2 separate regions of the Homo sapiens genome follow, and region 1 is linked to region 2. Evidence: chromatin contacts called from ENCODE Hi-C or POLR2A ChIA-PET data. All regions are on one chromosome and are shown on one strand. Each heading gives the region's core, a stretch centred on a gene start or an enhancer-like site at or near the end of the contact. The rest is flanking DNA. Distances are from core to core; before and after follow the strand shown. Region 1 has its middle 5.8 kb from the start of LINC01629. Region 2 overlaps JDP2 (Jun dimerization protein 2).

The links. Hi-C counts contacts between places; a loop is a spot of excess contacts on that map. ChIA-PET counts read pairs that join two places held with the same protein, here RNA polymerase II (POLR2A). Pooled maps may share reads with other maps.
Region 1: a loop to region 2 is called in a map of PC-9, with 6 times the contacts of the local background. The contact joins two enhancer-like sites. A Hi-C loop is called at or near these places in 1 of 168 maps with a recorded cell type or tissue (PC-9) and 1 of 50 pooled maps. POLR2A ChIA-PET finds 5 or more read pairs at or near these places in 2 of 52 experiments (BJ and PC-9).

The regions. Positions count from the first base shown.
Region 1 is chr14:76,952,493-76,955,192 of GRCh38, forward strand. No RefSeq gene overlaps it. Among named protein-coding and RNA genes, the nearest start is that of LINC01629, 5.8 kb to the right of the region's middle. RefSeq lists enhancers at 614-1,183, 1,184-1,753. Within about 2 kb of position 1,304, at least 38 of the 41 ENCODE cell types and tissues checked have a DNase peak (open chromatin) inside an H3K27ac peak, as active enhancers do; they include PC-9, where a contact is called at or near this core.
Region 2 is chr14:75,451,717-75,454,416 of GRCh38, forward strand. All of the region lies in intron 2 of JDP2 (Jun dimerization protein 2), which reads left to right. Among named protein-coding and RNA genes, the nearest start is that of JDP2, 25 kb to the left of the region's middle. RefSeq lists enhancers at 281-795, 796-1,311, 1,312-1,825. Within about 2 kb of position 1,320, at least 29 of the 41 ENCODE cell types and tissues checked have a DNase peak (open chromatin) inside an H3K27ac peak, as active enhancers do; they include PC-9, where a contact is called at or near this core.

The DNA.
Region 1 (2,700 bases), core at 54-2,553, 1.5 Mb after region 2:
TGCACTCCAGCCTGAGCACCAGAGCGAGACTCCGACTCAAAAACAAACAAACAAACTGTTTTCATGGTTATGTCCCTGTGTCTAGACAGGGCCTGATGCACTGTGGGCACTCAAAAAAATATTCATTGAGACTGGGCGTGGTGGCTCATGCTTGTAATTCCAACACTTTGGGAGGCTGAGGTGGGAGAATTGCTTGAGGCCAGGAGTTTGAGACTAGCCTGGGCAACATGGTGAGACCCCTTCAAAAGAAAAAAAAAACTGGCTGGGTATCGTGCCTGTAGCCCCAGCTACTCATGAGGCTGCAGCGGCAGGATCACTTGAGCCCAGTAGTGTGAGCTTATAGTGAGCTATGATTGTGCCCCTGCACTCCAGCCTGTAGGGCAGTGACCAAAGGAGACCCTGTTTCTTTCTTTATTTTTTTTTTTTTGAGACAGAGTCTCACTCTGTTGCTCAGGCTGGAGTGTAGTGGCGCGATCTCGGCTCACTGCAAGCTCTGCCTCCCAGGTTTACACCATTCTCCTGCCTCAGCCTCCTGAGTAGCTGGGACTACAGGCGCCCGCCACCATGCCTGGCTAATTTTTTGTATTTTTAGTAGAGACGGGGTTTCACCGTGTTAGCCAGGATGGTCTCGATATCCTGACCTCGTGATCTGCCCGCCTCGGCCTCCCAAAGTGCTGGGATTACAGGCGTGAGCCACTGCGCCCGGCCAGGAGATCCTGTTTCTTAAAAAGACATATATAATTGAATAAATGGAGTAACGGGGCAGGGCCAGTGGCATAGGTATTTTTCAGAAGCTTGTGATTTTGAGGCACCCCTAAGTTTTCTAGGTGGATAAAGCACCTGGCAGGGTGCCTGGCCTGAGGTTAGCTTAGTGCCAGAGGCCGGCTGATGGCATTATCTTGTTCCTTTAAGTTTCCTCGCCCACACCTATACCTTGGGCCTCCCAGTGATATCACTGGGAAGCCCTGTGGCATCCTGACCCAAGGGCCCAGCCATTCCAGCTTCTAACCCATCCCACAGGGGACAGCTCCTGGCTGCCACGCCCTCCCTTCCCTCCTCTCACCCACTTTGGAAGGGTGAGTCAGGACAGAAGACCAGGAACAGTGGCCTCAGGCCACTCTCCCGCTGCCCAGGCAGCCTGTTCTGCCCAGGGCTGTGGCAGGAAGGAGCCAAGCCACAGGGCAGGCCAAGGCTGTGCGGGCAGCTCAGGGCAGGGGCCTGGGGTGGGGCGGAGGAGCTCCCCTTTCTTGCTGGGATCTCTCCACAGGCCGCCAGCAGGCCCTGAGCTCCAAGGGGAGCCTCTTCCACCGGGCCACTTTCACTTTCTCTTTTCTCCACAGAAGCAGAACCAGCAGGCCCAGCTCACAGAGATGGGGTGGGAGTTAGGAGTCAGAAAAACTGGCTTGGCCAGGCGCAGCGGCTCAAACCTGTAATCCCAGCACTTTGGGAGGCCGGGACGAGTGCATCACCAGAGGTCAGGAGTTCGAGACCAGCCTAGCCAACATGGTGAAACCCTGTCTCTACTAAAAATACAAAAATTAGCTGGGCATGGTGGGGGGCACCTGTAATCACAGCTACTTTCAGGAGACAGAGGCAGGAGAATCGCTTGAACTCAGAAGGCGGAGGTTGCAGTGAGCCGAGATTGCGCCATTGTACTCCAGCCTGGGCAACAAGAGTGAAACTCCGTCTCAAAAAAAAAAGAAAAAAGAAAAAGAAAAACTGGCTCCTGGGGGGCCTCCTGAACATGGGAGAAAGGCGGCTCAACAGCCTCTGTGCCCCATAGCCATGTGAGTAAATCTCAGCAGAGAAATAGTAATAATGACAGTCCCTTATATTCCTCAGCCAGGAATACCTTTATTTATTTATTTATTTATTTTTATTTTTGAGACAGGGTCTCAATCTATCACCCAGGTTGGAGTGCAGTGGTGCAATCTCAGCTCACTGCAACCTCCACCTCCCAGACTCAAGCAATCCTCTCACCTTAGCCTCCCGAGGAGCTAATTTTTAAAATTTTTTGTAGAGATGGTCTCACTATATTGCCCAGTCTAGTCTCACACTCCTGGTCTCAATCGACCCTCCTGCCTCAGACTCCCAAAGTGCTGGGATTACAGGTGTGACTTACCATTTACTCAGCCTGCCAGGGATACTTTCAAAGCACTATCATGATTATTATCTCACCAGATCCTCACTCTGGGGCGGGGATAGGGAAGACAGGAATTAAAAAACAAATGCAAAAAAAAAATGTCCTCCAGGCTGGGAGTCAACTGAAGCCAGAAAGCCAGGGCAAGAACATTTTGTAGGTTTTGTATTTTGCCAGATTTCCTCCCTGTTCCCAGAGGTTCACCTCAGAGCAGCAGAGCCTTGCTCAATCTCTGCCCATCCAGGAAGAAACTGAGGCAACCCTGGCAGGACCCAGAGTGGAAACACAGCTGACGCCTCCATCATGGCCCCCTGTAACAGTGCAACACTCACAAACAAAGGAAGGGAATTCACTCCTGGATTTCCCAGCAGAGCCAAGTGTGTCTTAGGAGCTGGCAAGGAAGGGAGGTGACATCTGGGAGAGGACCAGGAGCCGTCAACAACCCTGGAGAAGTTGTGTTCATTCTTACTTTCCAGATAGTAAATATTGCCTAAAGACAGAGCTAGCAGAGATTCTCAAGCCTGCTCAGGATTTCTCTAAAGCCTTCCTGCTGCTTTCAG
Region 2 (2,700 bases), core at 70-2,569:
GAGGGATGATGCACAGTCAGGCAGAGCCTCCCAGGAGGATGGACCAAGCAGTGTCCTCTGGGCTGGTCTGTGAAGACCCAATCCCTGTCTTGAAGAGCAAGCCATTTCCTTCTCTGGGACTCAGTTTCCTCATCTAAAATCTAGGGATTAGCCTTGGTGCTTCCAAGAGCCCCTGGCACTAAGCGTCTGTAAAAGCAGAAACTTCTTTTTTCTTTTTTTCGAGACAGAGTCTTGCTCTGTTGCCCAGGCCGGAGTGCAGTGGCACAATCATGGCTTACTGCAGTCTCAACATCCTGGGCTCAAGCAATCCTCCAGCCTCAGCCTCCTGAGTGGCTGGGACTACTGGTGTACACCACTGTGCCCAGCTAAGAAACTTCTTATAAGAAATTAGGGGGCACCCTTCCTACATCCCTCAATCAGGCCCACGCTGCCCTTGAAGGCTGGATGAATGAAAACCCAGAGAAGTCAGAGCTGGAAAGGACTTTGCGGAGATTTTAGTCCAGCCCACCGTGTGGAAGGTAGCCTGATGGAATGGAGTCAATCCCTGTCTTTTCCCAGCTTGGCAGCCTCGGGCAGACACTCCACCTCGCTGAGCCTCAGTTTTCTCACTTGTAAAATAAGGCCCCTGAGACCCACCTTGCAGATGTGTTTGAAGGTCAGTGAGAAATGGGAGCTACTTGTGCTTATTAAAGATGAGCCCCAGGACCGGAGAGGTGACCTGATTGACTCGAGGTCACAGAGCAGGGCACTGTGGTGACCAGAGCCCAGGCTTCTGAGGACAAGCCCACTAGGGTCAGCTGACTGCCAGAGGTCATAAATCAGCAGCCGTGGGCCAGTGCAGCCCACAGATGTGTTTTGTTTGGCTCATGCGGTGTTCCTTTCAAAATGGAATTTGTTGCTGACATTCAAAAGTGGGAGATTTTACTTCAAAAATTTATATTTTCTTGAAAACTTGGAAGAATTAGCAGCACTGAGCCTGCATCCCACTGGGGCTAGTGTCCCCTCCCATGGCAGGAGGGGTGGCCACCGCCCCATCCAGCCCTCCCCCCTCACTAATGGTGAGTTACTTGCTTGACCCCTGAGGTGATGTGAGTCTGCAACCCCAGCCTTAGACTGACCATTTGTCTTGAATTTTCTCCTAAAGCCCTGCCCGCTGTTCACTGAAACAGCTCAATATTTCACAGCTGAGGCCCAGACCTTGGCCACTGAGTAAGAAGGCCTGGCAAGAGATGACGGGAGAGACAGGAGGGCAGAGAGTTTCCAACAGCTCAGCCCCATGGGGGATGCTGGGAGGGCCTGGCCCCTGCAGGCTGCCGGGGGTCAGCAAGGGAGTTGGCTGAGGGCCCCTGGGGTTTCCTCATTCCTCCCTCCTGGAGTGGGAGGAGGCTATGGGCCTAGCCGGCTGGGCAGGCTGAGATCTTGTCCCTGAATTGCCCTACTTTGTTGATGGGGGGTGGGGGAGTGGGGAGGGACTGCAGCCCCTGGCTTAGTGCAGCCCTGTTTATGTAGGGGAATGTCTGGTATGTTTGGTATTTGGGTGTTTACTTCCCAGGGTGCTCATGGGTCCCTGGTGTTGAAATGTGGCTCCTCCATGCAGGGGGGGCCCTGGTGGGCCTGGCTGGCTGTGTGAGGCCTGAGGCTAGATTTGGAGGCTGCGGGGCTGTTACTCCAGGCCTGCTCACTGACAACTCAGCACGCCCTGAACTCCCCAGCCTGCTCCTCCCTCTCCGCAGTACTCCTTTCTGTGCCGCATTCTGCCCGGAGGCAGGCCAGTGTGCCGCTGCTGCAATAGCACCACCTCCGCCTTGCCTGCGAAGGAAGGCAGGGAAGCTGGCATCACGGAACTCTTCCTGTGCTCCCGGCTCTGGGCTGGAACTCAGTCCTCATTACTACCATGTGCGGCAGGGCTCAGTACCTTCCTGTACAAGTGAGGAATGGAGGCTCAGAGAGGCCAAGTAACTTGCCCAGGAGCACACAGCTGGTCTACAGCAGAGCTTCTGGAGGAACTCAGGTCTTAAAGACCACCCCCCAACCCCACCAACCAAAGCTCACACTGTCAACTCTGATGCCACAAGTCTCAGATTAGCCTGGTTCTGTCTGCCCAGGCAACAATTCTTAGTATGAGACAGAACCCTCAGACTTGGGCTACTCTGGTTAGTGCTGGGGGTTTTGGTTTTTCTTTTGTGTCCATTTTTGCTTATCACTTCCTTTATTTCTTTGTCCATGTGAGAGTTTCTGTATTTTCAGCGCCTTGGGTTGAGAATGTAATTTCTCTTTCTCATTCTGTCTCTCTGTGGGTCCTGCAAGCTATGTTTTTGAAAACGCTTATGAAAAGTCAGAATTCAAAATCACATCTGGGCTGCTGTTTGTCACAGTGGAAATGCCGCGCCACCTGCAGACGGGGCCTGAGAAACACGGAAATGGGTGAGGGTTAGGCCCGAGAGGAGCTGGTGACGTCCCCTCCTTTAAACCATGGAGCTTGAATGTTACACCTTCATGTAAATTGTGCAATAACGTTTTTTAAAACATGTTAAAAACTTCTAACTCTAAAGGCAGTGATCATGATCAGACCACCCACCCCTTGAAGAGCAGGACGTGCTCAGGCCCTGCGGCCCAAAGACCTGGATACGAGTCCTGCGCTGTCACTGAGCATCTACGCAGCCTTGATGTTCTTAGTTTCCTCATCTGCAAAAGTGGGGA